3 separate regions of the Homo sapiens genome follow, and regions 2 and 3 are each linked to region 1. A link is a contact called in ENCODE Hi-C or POLR2A ChIA-PET data. All regions are on one chromosome and are shown on one strand. Each heading gives the region's core, a stretch centred on a gene start or an enhancer-like site at or near the end of the contact. The rest is flanking DNA. Distances are from core to core; before and after follow the strand shown. Region 1 holds the start of BCL11B (BCL11 transcription factor B). Region 2 holds the start of LINC02325 (long intergenic non-protein coding RNA 2325). Region 3 holds the start of WDR25 (WD repeat domain 25).

The links. A loop is a pair of places that touch in the nucleus more often than their neighbours do. ChIA-PET counts read pairs that join two places held with the same protein, here RNA polymerase II (POLR2A). Pooled maps may share reads with other maps.
Region 2: a loop to region 1 is called in a map of CD8-positive, alpha-beta T cell, with 9 times the contacts of the local background. The contact joins the promoter of LINC02325 here to the promoter of BCL11B in region 1. A Hi-C loop is called at or near these places in 6 of 168 maps with a recorded cell type or tissue (CD4-positive, alpha-beta T cell, CD4-positive, alpha-beta memory T cell, CD8-positive, alpha-beta T cell and 1 more) and 12 of 50 pooled maps. POLR2A ChIA-PET finds 5 or more read pairs at or near these places in 5 of 52 experiments (activated CD4-positive, alpha-beta memory T cell, activated naive CD4-positive, alpha-beta T cell, activated naive CD8-positive, alpha-beta T cell and 1 more).
Region 3: a loop to region 1 is called in a pooled map, with 8 times the contacts of the local background. The contact joins the promoter of WDR25 here to the promoter of BCL11B in region 1. A Hi-C loop is called at or near these places in 1 of 37 single-sample maps with no recorded cell type and 7 of 50 pooled maps. POLR2A ChIA-PET finds 5 or more read pairs at or near these places in 1 of 52 experiments (T-cell).

The regions. Positions count from the first base shown.
Region 1 is chr14:99,269,464-99,274,319 of GRCh38, forward strand. BCL11B (BCL11 transcription factor B) reads right to left here and starts at 2,734. Exons shown (of 4, transcript NM_138576.4): 1 at 1,698-2,734. The coding sequence starts at 1,755. RefSeq lists an enhancer at 1-41 and a silencer at 2,581-2,660.
Region 2 is chr14:97,456,469-97,461,324 of GRCh38, forward strand. LINC02325 (long intergenic non-protein coding RNA 2325) reads left to right here and starts at 2,348. Exons shown (of 5, transcript NR_110166.1): 1 at 2,348-2,459.
Region 3 is chr14:100,374,334-100,378,832 of GRCh38, forward strand. WDR25 (WD repeat domain 25) reads left to right here and starts at 2,152. Exons shown (of 7, transcript NM_001161476.3): 1 at 2,152-2,162. WARS1 (tryptophanyl-tRNA synthetase 1) reads right to left here and starts at 1,014. Exons shown (of 11, transcript NM_004184.4): 1 at 950-1,014. RefSeq lists enhancers at 966-1,105, 1,116-1,475 and silencers at 1,986-2,045, 2,236-2,285.

The sequences.
Region 1 (4,856 bases), core at 1,484-3,983:
TCCTCCAAAGAGGCATCCCTCTCCCAAGGCGAATCCCACTTTAATTTCTATTCCCCCCCCCCCAAAAAAAATCATAATAAATCCACAAATTCTTACTAATGTATCTGCTGTAACAAAGGAGAGATGGCAACAGCAATTGCTCCGAGCAGATGGCTCCTATGCTGGGTTTTCAGGGGAGGGGAGAACCACTTTATATATTTATTTATTTATTTAAATTTTTTAAAATATAACATAAATATTCGGCTCTCGGCCGCCCGGCAGCCAGTCCTCTGCGGTGACTGGGCGCGCAGCCCTCTCGAGCTCCGCGCGGGCAGCCCGGCCCCAGCCCGGCGAGGTGCGCGGCGGATTGCAAGCATATAACCTGCCCGCGGTCTCGATGGCACCCAGAGGATGTTTTATTTCTATTGCAGTTAAAAAAAAAAAAAAAAAAAAAAAAAAAAAAAAAAAGGAACGGCGACCCAGGCACCGCGAGAGAAAGAACGGCGGGGAAATGTTCGCGCGCAGCGAAGAAGCCGCCCCGCGGGCTGCGGCGGGCGGGGAGCGCCGCAAAGCCACCTTCCCGGTGCAAGTGTGCGGGGACTCGGGGCGGGTTCCCCTGCAAACACCGTACCTGGCCCGCTCGCGCTCGCTTTTCCCCTCTGCTAAATAAACCCAACAGGGACGGTGGAAGCTGCTGCTTGTCTTGCCCCGCTGCCTGACTTTGCCCGCCCAGCCACATGCTTGAAATCGACACGATTTCAGCCGGTGGATTTCCACTGCGACCTGCCTTGTTTATTTAGATAGGAAAGATGAAAGATACTGAGATAGAAAGATGGATACGAGATTGATGGGTCTCCTTTTTTTCTTTTTTTTCTTTTACTATTTTACAAGCGCATCACTCTCTTCCCACTCCTAACTGACAACCTTTTTTTTTTTCCTCGTGGCGGGGATTTTTCACCAACCCCAATCCCCCCACCTTTTTTGAAGTGGGGGAAAGAAGACAAGATCATCCCAGGAGACAGACGGAGGTGGGGAAGTGGGGGGTGGGGAGGGGGGCTTGAGCCCGGCAAACAGCCGCGCAGCTGGATTATTTTGCAAATAGCAGGAGGAGGGGAGAGAAAGGCGGCTGCGGAATCCTAGGACTGGCGCGGCCGGCACCCTGCTGGGCCGGGCGCAGGGACCGGGGACCCGGAGCCGGCGGCCGCCCCTGGCCCTACGGCTCCCCCAGCCGGAACGCACCCCGCTCTCCTCCGCCCGCGCCGTCAGCGCGGACCCACGCGCTCGCCAACTTTTCCCCACTTCCCGGCTCCCCCTCCCCCTCCGCTCCCCCAGCCCCCTCCCCCTCCTCTCCAAACCCCGCCACCAGCGCCGCCGCCGCCACACACGCCGCTCGGAGGGGCGAGCGTCCAGCCGGGCTCGGCGCGCACACACACACACTCCTCCAGCCTGCATGCCCCCTCCCCGGCCCGGAGCCGGCTCCGCAGGCCCCCGAGCCCGAGGCGCGTCCGGCTGCTCGGCGCCCCAACTCCCCGGGCTGCAAAGAAACTTTCCTATGGCCCCCGCCCCCCGCCATGCTCCAGGCCGACGCCGTAGACTCTGCCAGCCAGCGGGCGGCCCCGGCGCCTGGCCAGGCTCGGCTGTTCCGGGCTCGGTGTCCCCAGCCCCAGACGCCCGGAGCCCCATCTCCGGCCCCTCGCGCGCACTCCGCAGACACTTACGGGTGATGAGCTCCCTCTGGGACAAGTGCTGCGGGTTGCCCTGTTTGCGGCGGGACATTGCCCCGGCATCTATTCTGGCATCGCCCGGAGAGCTGCACTGATGGGGGGAGCCGGGGGAGGGGGTCCGAGCCGCCGCCGCGCCGCTGCCGCCGCTGCCGCCGCCGCCGCCGCCGCCGCACCTCCTCCTCTGCCCGGGTTGGTGTTTTTTTTCCCTTCCTCTCTTTCCCTCTCTTCCTCCTCTTCTTCTTCTTTATTTTGCTCTTTCTTCTATGCTGTTTTTTGTTTTGTTTGCAAAAAGAAAAAAAAGGGAAGAAAAGCAAGAAAAACCTCTCGATCTAAAATAAGAAAAAGAGGCAAAAAAAAAAAAAACTGCTGTTGCTTTCCGCGGACTGGCTGGTTTCTTTAAAAATATATTCTTTCGAAGGAAAAAAAATCTCTTACACTTCTTCAAACTGCTTGGCCTCTTGCACTTGCAAATGTCTTCTTGAACTTAAACTGGGTTTTGCACCGGCTCCTGACACTTTCTTTCAGGGTCTGGTAGGTGGAAAGCGCACTTCTACCAGGAGGGGAAAAAAAATGCAAACAAATAAAAAAATAAAAGAAGAAAAAGCAAAGGAAAAAAAAAAGCAAAGAAAACTTGGGGACTTGTCTCGTACCCCCTCACCCCGCCCCCTCAAAAAACCCAAAGCAATGTAAAACTGCCCCGGTTCGGTTGTTTCTGGGTTTTCTGCGGGCTGCCTGTTTTTGTTTTTGTTTTTGTTTTTTCTCGGAGACTGACCCTTCCGAGGCTCTGGGGGGACACCAGGAGAGGCTCCTTCCCAGTTCACCTGGCAGGCTGGCGCCGGCCGGAGGGGCTGCCGAGTCCCCGCGAGCGCTCCCCAGCGCTCCCCTGGCGCCGCGGGCCCGGGGGGAGCGGGGCGGAGGGGCGGCTCGCCCAGTGCGCCTGGGTCGGTGCGGGCGCAGACTGGGAGCTATAGATTGCAACGTGAAGATGGCGGAGTCCGGGTTCTCTGGGAGCTCTCGGTCTCTCTATGGCTGGGGCTGCCTCTGTACAATGGGATAAAATTCAAGTTCAAGTGCGGACGTGACGTTTAATCTGCACTAGAGACAAAAAGACCCAGAGAGTCGGAGCACTGGGGGCGACTAGCGGTGGCTTTTTAACATTGTACCCTGTAAGAGAACAAGAAAGCACACACAGAGACACACTCGCGCGCGCGCGCACACTCACACACACACACACACAGTCGCCAGTTGCGCACACCCGCAGCCCAAGCCGGACACACGTGCAAACCGCGTTTTTGTGCGCTCATCTCCCCCGAGCCCCGGCTGCGCAACAGCGGGAGGGGGTTGGGGGGGGCCACTGGGCAGCTTATTTTAAAATAAAAGAAAAATCGTCCTTATATCTCCTCCATCCTGGGAGCAGGACCCCCTGAGAAGGGGGGCGGGGTGCTGTGTGAGTGAACTAAATTGAATCAATGCAAGTCTCCACCCACCCAAAAGCTCTTTCGGACTTGGACTTTGGGGGTGGGGGCGTGGACTGTGGAAAAGGGTTGGGGTCGACATGGGAGTTGGGGGGACAGTAAGAATCGCTTCGTTTCCCTGGAAAAGTCGCTTGGTAGTTTTTACTTTTGTTTTATGGTCGCGGGCGGCGAGGGGAGGGGAGTAGATGTTGGAGTTCAACTTCCAAAAAGTGTCTCCATATAAATCCTGGTATTACAGACTCTGGGAGGGTGAGGATGACAAAATAAACGACACTAAGACAACAGAATCAAGAGCACGTGAGGGGGTGAGAAGTGTTTGAGACCTTGTTTGAGTCCCACTTGGAAAAGGATTTTCACTCAAATCTTTGTCCCCTCCCCTCACCTTACCCCGATTAACTCCTGGGGTCAAACACGACCCCACCTCCTAAACTGGGTCTATGGCAAGCGAGAGGGTAAAGGGACCGGGGCGCTCCACGTGGGAGAGGGACTTGGACTTGCCAGCCCAGGAGTAGGTGTGGCCAAATCTCCGCAGATACTCGGGTGGGTGACTCCAGGAGGCGCCCCTGACAATCACAGCAACCTGGAAGTCACACCCCGCCCCCCGCGCTCCTCGGCCCAGGGTAGGACTTGGAAATGCCTGTCAGACTGGGAAGGACGCAGCTGCCTTGTCAGCCGTTTGATCTCCAACCGGCGAGGACAAGAGGAGTTGTGGGGCCTCTCCGTGGCCCGGGGACAAGGCCAGACCACGGCCCCCGTGGACACCCCCCATTCCCCAGGCTGTGGCCAACTTTGTCAATTTGATGACCTGGCCTCCAGGGCTGGGCGCGCCACGCGGCTGGCCTCCTCTCCCTTCTCAGGGTTTCTCTGGAGGCGGCCAGGGCGGGTCGGGGCCTGGCTCCGGCTAGGCTTCGCGGGCGAGTCCAGCTGCACCCACCCCACTCCGCCCCCAGGCCTGGCTCCGGCGGCTTCACCCGGGCGCATGGCGAGGCCGTGACGCCTCAGCGCCGCCTCCCTCGGGGCCTTTTCCTCGGGGGGCACACGGGGGTTTTTGTTTTCGTCCCGAAGGTCTTGGGTGGGGCGATGGCACCAACAATTTAACAGCGCCCAGAGTCCGTGAGCGAGAACAGAAAGAGATCCCTTCCAGTCCCATACCCTAAAAAATAATAACAATAAAATGTGCCCTGGCTTGCAGTTCTGTAAACTGTGGGCTCCACGGTGGGCGGACGCGAGGCCGAGCGGATGGAGACCGGGGGCGGGGCGCGGACTTGCACCTCCTCGCCCTGGCCGGGCAGGCTGCACCCGGCTGCCCACCCCCAACACCCCACCTCCACGTGGTCCAAAGTCTAGTAGGGCCTCCCTCTTCTGCCATCCCTCTCACCGGGAAAATCTTTCCAGGAAAGTGGCTTAAAAAAAATATGCCCACACGCACCTTTAATAAACTTCTTTAAGACATTCATAAACTGGCCATCCCTACTCGCCCGGACTCTAAATTTGAAAGATCAACTCGCGCTCTCTTTCTGAGAACTAGCGATGTGAAGCCCAGAGAGGGTGAGCACTTTGCCCTAGGACACACAGCGCGTCAGGGACAGGTCTGGACCCAAAACACCGCGGCGTGCCTGCAGCCCAGCGCCGCCGGCGGTCCGGGACTCGAAATCCCGACCCACGACCCTCACCTTCC
Region 2 (4,856 bases), core at 1,098-3,597, 1.8 Mb before region 1:
TGTTACCAGTTTTGTCGTGCATCTCGTGCTAAACTTACTTCTCAAATGGAAAGCTGCCTCAAGGGCAGGGTGGCACGGTGGAGAGGGCAGGGGCTCTGCATCTGACCTGTCTGACATCTGATCTTGGCCCTACTGGTTACTTGCTGGGCAGTCTTGGCGAATTTGTTTAATCTTTTTGAACTCTGGACTCATCAGCAAGAAAAAGGGAATGATAATATGTACTTTACAGGGCGGTTCTGAAAATTAAGCCAGACAAAGTGCTTGGGACGAGAGCCTGGGACGTTCTGACAGCAGTGTGGTTGTGGCTCGTGTCTGTGTTATTTTTCTGATTGTCTCCATGCAGGGTCACAGTAGGATTCACATGGGGTCACTTAGGCTCTGCCCTGGCCGGCAAACACTGCACTCATAGGTCCCCTCCTCAGAGCTCTCCAGCCCCAGGACAGATTGGGGGTGATATCAGGCAGGAGGACTGTGCTGGGATGTGACCCACTGGGAGGCCTCCATGTGGGACAGAGCCAGAGGCAGCACCTGGGCCGTGACACCAGTGCCTGGGGACGTGGTTTGCCTGGGAGCCAGGTGGAGCTGATCCTCCTTCTGGTGGGTGCTCTGTGCCTGAGGCATAGCTGGGCTGCAGGGGGTGGAGGACTCCTCATTCTGTCACTGCCACTCACAGGGCCTGGAGAGCTGTGTCTGTTTCTGGAACCTCTGAATCACAGCCTCCTTGGGTTCTTCTGAAGGCACATTGCACCTTCTAGAAGGGTATGACTCAGAAGGAAAGAGAGAAAAACCTCTACTGGCAAGAGGAAATGGCTGCAGTGTTTACTTTATCTGAAAATGGCACACGCTTTTATTAAGACATAAATGCCAGTGATGGATTCTGCTCTTGGCGTGTGGCTGTGCTCCCCAGCCCTGAGGTGAGATGGTCAGGAGATGTGAGACCCTACAGAGAAAATATTTACCATGCTGAGCTGTCATGAGACAGAGTAAGTGGGCAGAGGGCAGCTGGTTCCTTTGACCACCTCATTCTAGGGAAAATAAACAGGGACCCTGGAGCAGTCACTAACAGAGGGGAGCAAGTATCCTCTCTCTGCAGTAGAATCTCTGAAAATTCGGATAACGTTAATTGTGCCACTGTGGTGGCAGTGCAAGAAATTCCTGTTCATCCCGCTGCAATGATGATTAAGGTAACAAACACCCAGTCGGGAAGTCAGGCTCCGGCCCTGGAGAATAGTTGAGGATCGCCTGTAGCATATTGTTCCACTCTGCTGGCATCCTAACTAGACAGCTTTAGTTTTAGCATAAAATCCATATTCCAGACCTTTATGGAGCAGAGAGGCAAACTCCAATGCTGCCGTTGCAAGCATCAAACAGCATTAGAATGAATTAAGGAGATTTAAGACTCTCGATGCTGTCGGGGCTCTTCTCCATCCCCTCTGTTTTCTCCAAGGAGCTGTTTTAAAGGCGTGGGGGGCAAATTGGAAGAAGGGAGTGGGAAAAACGCAAACCAATCACGCTAACCTCGCTCCGGAATCGAAGTCTGACTCTGTACCACGCATGGATTTAATTGGGAGAGAGGTCTTTTAGAGACACTCTGGGTGGGTGCATAGATCAGTCTGGAGTTTCACAGTACGGCTTCTTCCAAGGTCAGAGCATGTGTCCAGGGTCTTCCCCGCTTCCTGGTGGACGGGAAGGCGTCTTCGGTCCGGTGGTTGACAAAAAATCCAAAGAGGGCGTCAGATGTGTGCACTCTGGTGTTTGGAATTTAAGTAAAATCTGTAATTTTCCTCCTGCATTTCCTCAGAGAAATTAGCTATTCTATTCACTGCATAAATTTTCAGGTTTTGCTAGCACGACACTCAGGGTGTTGAATTTTTTATGACAAAAATGCTGTAATAATTGTTGAACAGATGTAAGTGTTGGAGACTCGGCTCTGGCAGACCTCACGAAACCTCGATTAGCAATTTAACCCTGTCCTCCCTCCTGTCCGCACGCCGGGGAAGAGGAGTTGCAGTTTTGAATGGCTTCACTGGGATATGCACAAAGGCAGAGAAAGAGTTTTCTGGAGAGCAGGGGAAGTCCTTTAACGAGCTCTTATGCCCAGCCAGAAAAGGAAGAACTCGGTGCAGCCTAACCCTGAAATTACCACATTACCAAGTTGTCTAGCTGGGTGATTAATAAACTAATTGACACGGGGGACACTTGTCACTGGCGAAGCAGCTCCCTAGCCAAAGCGAGGAGCAACTACATAGCGTCTCCCGGGGAGCTGGGAAGTGACAGTCTACACCCGCTTCCGGGCTCCCCGTGACATAGGCCAGCCGGGCCTCCATTTACACCTCAAAGCAAAGTCACAGAGGGATCCGCCCCTTTCCTGGCTGCCTACACAGAAAGCAGCCATGGGAGACTTGCCGAGGACTTTGTCCACCAAGTGATGAAAGCATGCAAATGCCTCCGAATCAAAGGTAAATCAAAAGAAAATGGCAGCCCGCAAGAGGAGGCGGCGGTGACAGCCCGTCAGCCGTACAGCCACCCGACAGGCCTGGTGGCAGCGTGGAGGCTGCCAAGAGAACCGCCTGAGGAGGCTGCCGCCAAGACAGATGTCACGGCGAGGAGGGCGCGCTTCCGTCGCTTTCGGCGGGGCCTCATGGAGCAGGAAGTGGTACTACATGTGCCACTTAAGAGAATAATAATACTAATAAAACTGGGCGTTGTGAAGGGGGAGAGGTGGGGGAGAAAGGCTGGTTAGAGAGAGAGAGAGAAGAGGGGAAAGGCATGTCACAGTGTTTGGTAAAGGAGGAACTGAATTGATGGCCATCCTGAAGTTTGTGTGTGTGCGCACATGTGCGTCCTTTAGCAGGCTGGCTTTCCCTAGGCGCTTACAGCATCTTGAGAGGCATTGTGCTGGTGGAGACGTGGGGTTCTGGTGACAGCTGTGTCTTTGCAAGAGAGGAGAGGTGACCACAAGGCCACAGAGGTCCTCTAGTTTTTATAGCCCTCTTTTCTGCCTTTCCTGGAAATTGACTTTTGGTTTCCTGCCAAGATTGGGTTGCCCATTATACAAAAAAGCAGACTCCTGCTTGGGGCATTGCAGAGTTGCAGAGATGGAGGGAGACAGAGGCAGGTGAGGAAAGCCTCAATGTCTGATTTTCTCTGTGTCTGCCTCTGTGTTATTTGCGGATGGGTCGTGAGCCCCAGCCCAGCAGCCCACGATATTCGGACCTTAAGTACTGAAAATAACCTACTCCCCTTTTCATGGGTATTTTAAATTAAAATTAATATATAACAGGCCAGGTTTAGTGGTTCACGCCTGTAGTTTTCAGCACTTTGGGAGGCTGAGACAGGAGGATCGCTTGAGCCCAGGAGTCTGAGACCCACATGAGCAACGTGACAAGACCCCATCTTTACAAAAATAAGAAATAAAAAAAATTAGCTAGGCATGTTGGCATGTGCCTGTGGCCCCAGCTACTTTGGAGGTTGAGGTGGGGAAGATCACTCGAACCTAGGAGGTTGAGGCTGCAGTGAGCAGTGATGGCACCACTGCACTCTAGCCTGAATGACAGGGCGAGACCCTGACTCAAAAGAAAAACGTGAGTGTGTATGTGTATAATAATAATTACATATATATATATAGCCATTACAGCAAGAATGTCCAACATAACAGCTCTTATGTGTTTTTTGTATGTCAAGTTTTTCTAAAAATTGCTGACTTTGAGGTGAGACTTCTGTTTTACCTGTGCTCTGAGCAGGTGTTTGGGCTGCATGTTGGGAAATCCAATCCCAGAAATTGTGTAAAAAATAAACTATGTTTTTTTAAATTCTAAGATGATTAACTTTTGTCTAGGAAGTGATTGCAGATAGGTTCTTAGCCATAAATGTATAAAATTGTCATAAACCACAACATATTGATTTGATCATAAGAAATTCACTTTTCTAAATGTCCCCCCTCCTCTAAAAAGCATTTGGGAGTAATGCAGTCAATATAACAAAGAGTCTAAAGATATAATGTCCAAGTGCCTTGGAGGTGAAAGACCTTACACTTTATCTTATTCTTACCATTCCTACCCCAGCTGCATTTTATAAGCAGGAGAGTTGCTGGCTTTATAGTGTAGGAACAGTTTTAGTGCCTCTACCATTATCCCATTTTTGCAAATACTTCCAGAGGAAGTAATTCTGAGATTGCTGAAAATTCTCATAGGTGTAACTATGTGATAAGTCCTTCAGGGCAGAGAGAAGATGGGTAGAATTAGCCCAGCCTGGTGAAGTGTGAACAGGATGCCCATGGGTGAGAATCTGTCCTGGGTCCAAATAAAGCCTACACAGTTGGATGTGTGACCCTTAGCATCTCCGAGGCTGAATGATAACCCTCCCTACAGCAGCATGGCCAGTGTTAAAATGTACAGAAAGCTCACATTGCAGCAGGTGATGTCGGAAGGGCTTCATCAATATGTGCTGTACTGAGCATCATAAAGCAATCAGGCGCTGGTAACTGAAATCCTGGGATGGGCTCTATTTATAATTTATTGTACACTTAGTTTAAGTGTAATTATATATATATATATATATATATATATATATATATATATGGTTTTTTGTTTGTTTGTTTGTTTGGTTTTTTTACAAAGTTTTGCTCTTGTCACACAGGCTGGAATTCAGTGGCATGATTTCTCCTCACTGTAACCTCTGCCTCACGGGTTCAAGCAATTCTCCTGCCTCAGCCTCCCGAGTAGCTGGGATTATAGGGACCTGCCACCATGCTCAGCTAATTTTTGTATTTTTAGTAGCGATGGGGTTTCACCATGTTGGCCAGGCTAGTATTGAACTCCTGACCTCAGGTGATCCACCCACTTTGGCCTTTCAAA
Region 3 (4,499 bases), core at 902-3,401, 1.1 Mb after region 1:
CGTGTAAAGAGCAAAACTGCCTACTCCACAGCAGATCACAGCAGACCTTCAAGGAGAAAGCTAAAAAGCCTCTTGAAAATTAACCCCCAGTTCCCCCTTTTCAAGAACTTGAATCTTGTGCTCATTCTGAAAGTTTCCACTGTGGTGGAGGAGCATAATAGGCACTTAAAGAAACTGGGTATTGTATTGGGATGAGGAGTGGAAAGGACTATAGAATTGTTTAACAGAACAACATGATAAAGACTTGGGTTGCATCAAAATCATCTCACAGAGATCAGGGCACGCTGATTCTGCAATCTGGGGAAGGGTGGCATCAAGACAGCCAATTCTGGAGCAGGTGAGAAGAGAATGTGGCCCAGGAGTGTTTCTGGATCCCTGGAATACCACCAGGAGGTAGAATACCATCCTTTCTATCTTGGCCCCAGAGTGTAGGTGACAATACCTTTGGACTGGCAAGTTCCCAGAGGACAAGAAAATGACTTCTTTAGAGCAAGGATTTCTTGACACCTTTTGGGACCCATCATGTTCCATTTTTTTTAAACACTAAAAGAAAGATTGCTTTCCCCGCCAAATAACAGCATGAACATTATCTTAAAAGGCAAAGACATTAATTTCTATGAAGCCAGGCACGAGACACTTTTGGGTGTCACAATAAGAATGACAATACGTTCTGATGTTGAGCACAGAAGGAGGGTGCATCAGTGAAAATTATGACAGACAGCATGACGGTGCTGAGAGGCAAGCTACGGATCCAAGCCCGCGACTGCTCAGCCAGGATCTCTGTTCCCTATGGGAGCAGTGAATCACCTGAACTTTGGGTCAATGGAAGAAGTAAAATGCATAACACCCTAATCCTAAGACACAAGTCCTGACCCCCTAAACCAAGGTTTTCAGCACTTTGCTAAAAACACGAACAAGCTCTAAGCCTGGCAAAGATGGCAATACATACCCAGGTTGTGGAAGACACTGCAGAGGTGGCCACTGGTCACGCTGGGCAGTTGAGCTGCTGAGAGTGCCCTGCCCAGCCAGAAATGGTCTTTAATACTCTTCCCCTCTTTCTTTCAGTTTCCCTTCTGAAAAAAGATGCTTTTGTCTTTCGTTCTCCCCACCCTGCATTCAGCTAAGGGTTTCTTATAAATCACCCAGATTCTCAGAAACACTTGAGCTCTTGACCAACCTTCTTGATGAGACTGTCCAATCAGGGGTGGGTTGCCTGGGGGGCCAGGTTGAGACCAATGAAACCCTCTTGAGAATCGAGCCATTAGCTGGTCATTGCATCAGCCACCCCTCACCCCCCGCTGGCCTCCAAATAACCTCCCCACCCTCTTCCCGTTCCCCACCCTCAGCGTCAGTGTGACTGATTTTGTGTAGTCGTGGGCGGTGGAAAGAGAAACTGTAAATTCCCCGCATCTGTTCACCGAGGCGGCACAGTGCAGTGGAAAGATCAGGAGTTCTGGGGTCACAGACGCCTGGGTTTCAATCCCAGCTTGGACTTATTCGAAACCTTGGGCAAGGGTCGCATTACTTTTCTGCTTCCCCTTCGGTTTCCTCATCTGTGGAATGGGCATGGAGAAGCCTGCTAACATTACCGTTGAGGGGACTAAGTGCAACACTACGCAAAGCCTCTGGCACATGGCAGGCGCTAAATAAAAATGGGGGCCTCTCTCCTCGGGAAAAGCGAACAGGCGGAGACGATGAAGGGTGCCAGTGGGAAAGGGAGACGGGGTGGGTCGGCGGCGCTCAGAGGAAAGGGGCGAGGGGTCGGTGGCAGGCTCCGCGCCTCACAGTGCCAGAACGCGGCGGGCAGCAAGCCGGGCTCTAAGGATACTCCCGGGAGGGCCAGGCCACTGGGCGCCGCGCCAGCGTCCCTCCATCACTCCCTCCCTTGTTTCCTCACTCCGCCCCGGCCTTACTCCCCTCGCTTACCCTGCCCAGCCGGGCCAGTCAGCGCTCCCGGCTCAGCAACCGGCTGTCTCCTGGGCGTCCGTGGAAACGCCGTCCGGACGGAACAACTTCCGGCCCGACGGCGCCGTCATTGGCTGTTCGCGCGGGGGCGGGGCAGAGGCCGCCACTGATTGGCTGGCGGCCGCGGCGTCGCGTCGGAACGTGACTGGATGGTAGTGTGCTGGCCGGTCTGCCTCCGGGAGAACCGAGCGCTTCCGGTGCGTGTGGTGAGCGGCGGGCCCCGGGCTGGAGGGGCCGGGACTGGGCAGCGCCTAAAGCGCCCCGTGCCGCTTAACGCGGTCTCTCATAGCCGCTCGCCTTCCTTTCACTTCCTGTTCCTTCAGAAAGCGCTGTGCCTTGGACCAACCTTACTTCTTACTATTGACAGCTCAGCTAACTCCTATTCATCCTTCAAAACCCATCTCTGGTCGTATCTTGTTTGTTGCTTTCATCGCTCTGGGGCCTCCGGGGGGATCTGTGTTTTGTGTTTGATTTCCACCCACACCAGACCCAGCATAGGGCTTGACAAAGAGTACGTAATCAGGAAATGTTTGTTGAATGGGAATATCCTATTTCTTTTACTTCCTAGCATCTCCCCCTCCCACCCGTTTGCATTCCAGAAATATTTTTAGACGCTGGGCATTGAATAGTGAACAAAACACAGAAAGTCCTGTCCTCATGGGGCTGACTTGCTGATAGTGACTGTCAGAGTCACTCGCTCCTTCCTTAGACTCTTCTCCAGTGTCCCTGCCTTCCCTTCCATCTTACTGTCTGTTCCTCTTCGTTTAATCCCTCATCTCCTTCCAGAGGGAGCACGGGCACCCTGGTGGTGGGAATCTGGGTGCATGGTGGGTGGTGCCTGGGCAGAGGAGTTGAGAGTGGCCTCGGGACCAGGCTTAGCATTTAGAGAACAGAAATGCCAAATTATTTGCAGTGCACGGTTCCATTAGTTTATAATTAGTCTTTCATATTATATTAGTTCCATTGGAGATGAGCTGGCTGGCTGGCTTTAGAAGTTGTTGTTGTTGTTGTTGTTTTTTGAGACCAAGTCTCGCTCTGTAGCCCAGGCTGGAGTGCAGTGGCGTGATCTCCACTCACCGCAACCTCCGCCTCCCGGGTTCAAGCAATTCTGCGGCCTCAGCCTCCAGAGTAGCTGGGATTACAGGCGCGCACCACTGCACACGGCTAAATTTTTTTTTTTTTTGTATTTTTAGTAGAGACGGGGTTTCACCATGTTGGCCAGGCTGGTCTTGAACCCCCGACCTCAGGTAATCCGCCCTTCTCGGCCTCCTACAGTGCTAGGATTACAGGCGTGAGCCACCGCGCCCGGTCGTTTTATTTAAACTCTGGCTTTGCGTGTGGAAGTTGTTACCTGCCTGGAATGGGCTGCGAACGGGGGCGGCATTACTAGAGGAGGCTGACTACAGACATTTATGGAATGATGACCTGACTTGTAGACCAGTGGAACCCTCAGGCGAATGATGCCACTTGGGGGAAAGGTGTGGAAGAGGTTGGGTGGTTGATTCCAGGGGACATAGAAACCCATTGTCTAGAAGAAGAGATGGGTAATAGGCTGTCTGGAATGACTTAGAAAAGGACTTGGAGGGAATCTGTTGATGCTGACCTGACTCCACCTGTTGGGGGATGGAGGCGGAGCTTGGCGTGTTTGATTAAGGTTGGGTGCACTGGGTTTTCTTGGAAGTCGGTCTATTGCCTGAGCGTTCTGTGCTGTTCCACCGCGCCCTCTGCTGTCCTAGGAGTGCCTAGCACCCTTCTTTTTCTCTGGATTGTGCTTGGTGCTAACAGCACAGAAGTAAAAAATTACCAAAGCACTTCTTTCTGGGAACTAATTGATAACCATGTATTGTGTATGATGGTTCAGAATTTCAGAAAGATTTTTTTTTTTTTTGAGACGAAGTTTCACTCTTGTCGCCCAGGCTGGGGTGCAATGGCGCGATCTTGGCTCACTGCAACCTCTGCCTCCTGGGTTTAAATGATTCTCCTGCCTCAGCCTCCCGAGTAGCTGGGATTACAGGCGTGTGCCACCACGCCCGGCTAATTTTTGTATTTTAGTAGAGACAGGGTTTCACCATGTTGGCCAGGCTGGTCTCGAACTCGACCTCAGGTGATCCGCCCACCTCGGCCTCCCAAAGTGCTGGGATTACAGGCATGAGCCACTATGCCCTGCCCAGAAAGATTTTTTTTAACAAGTAGAAATTCATTGCAGTGTGAATCTGTGTGTTGGGAGTGAAATGGGTGGATTTGGATCATGCCCTCAGAATTGCTCCCTGCACACTTGGGTAGACGGACACCTCAGGACCTTAGCCTTGTGCTGTGGGCCTGTCTGTCCAGCTGGCTGCTACAGAGATGGGATACCTGGGGGAAGAATGTTCCAGGCAGGCCGGGCGCGGTGGCTCACGCCTGTAATCCCAGCACTTTGGGAGGCCGAGGCGGGCGGATCACGAGGTCAGGAGATCGAGACCATCCCGGCTAAAACGGTGAAACCCCGTCTCTACTAAAAATACAAAAAATTAGCCGGGCGTAGTGGCGGGCGC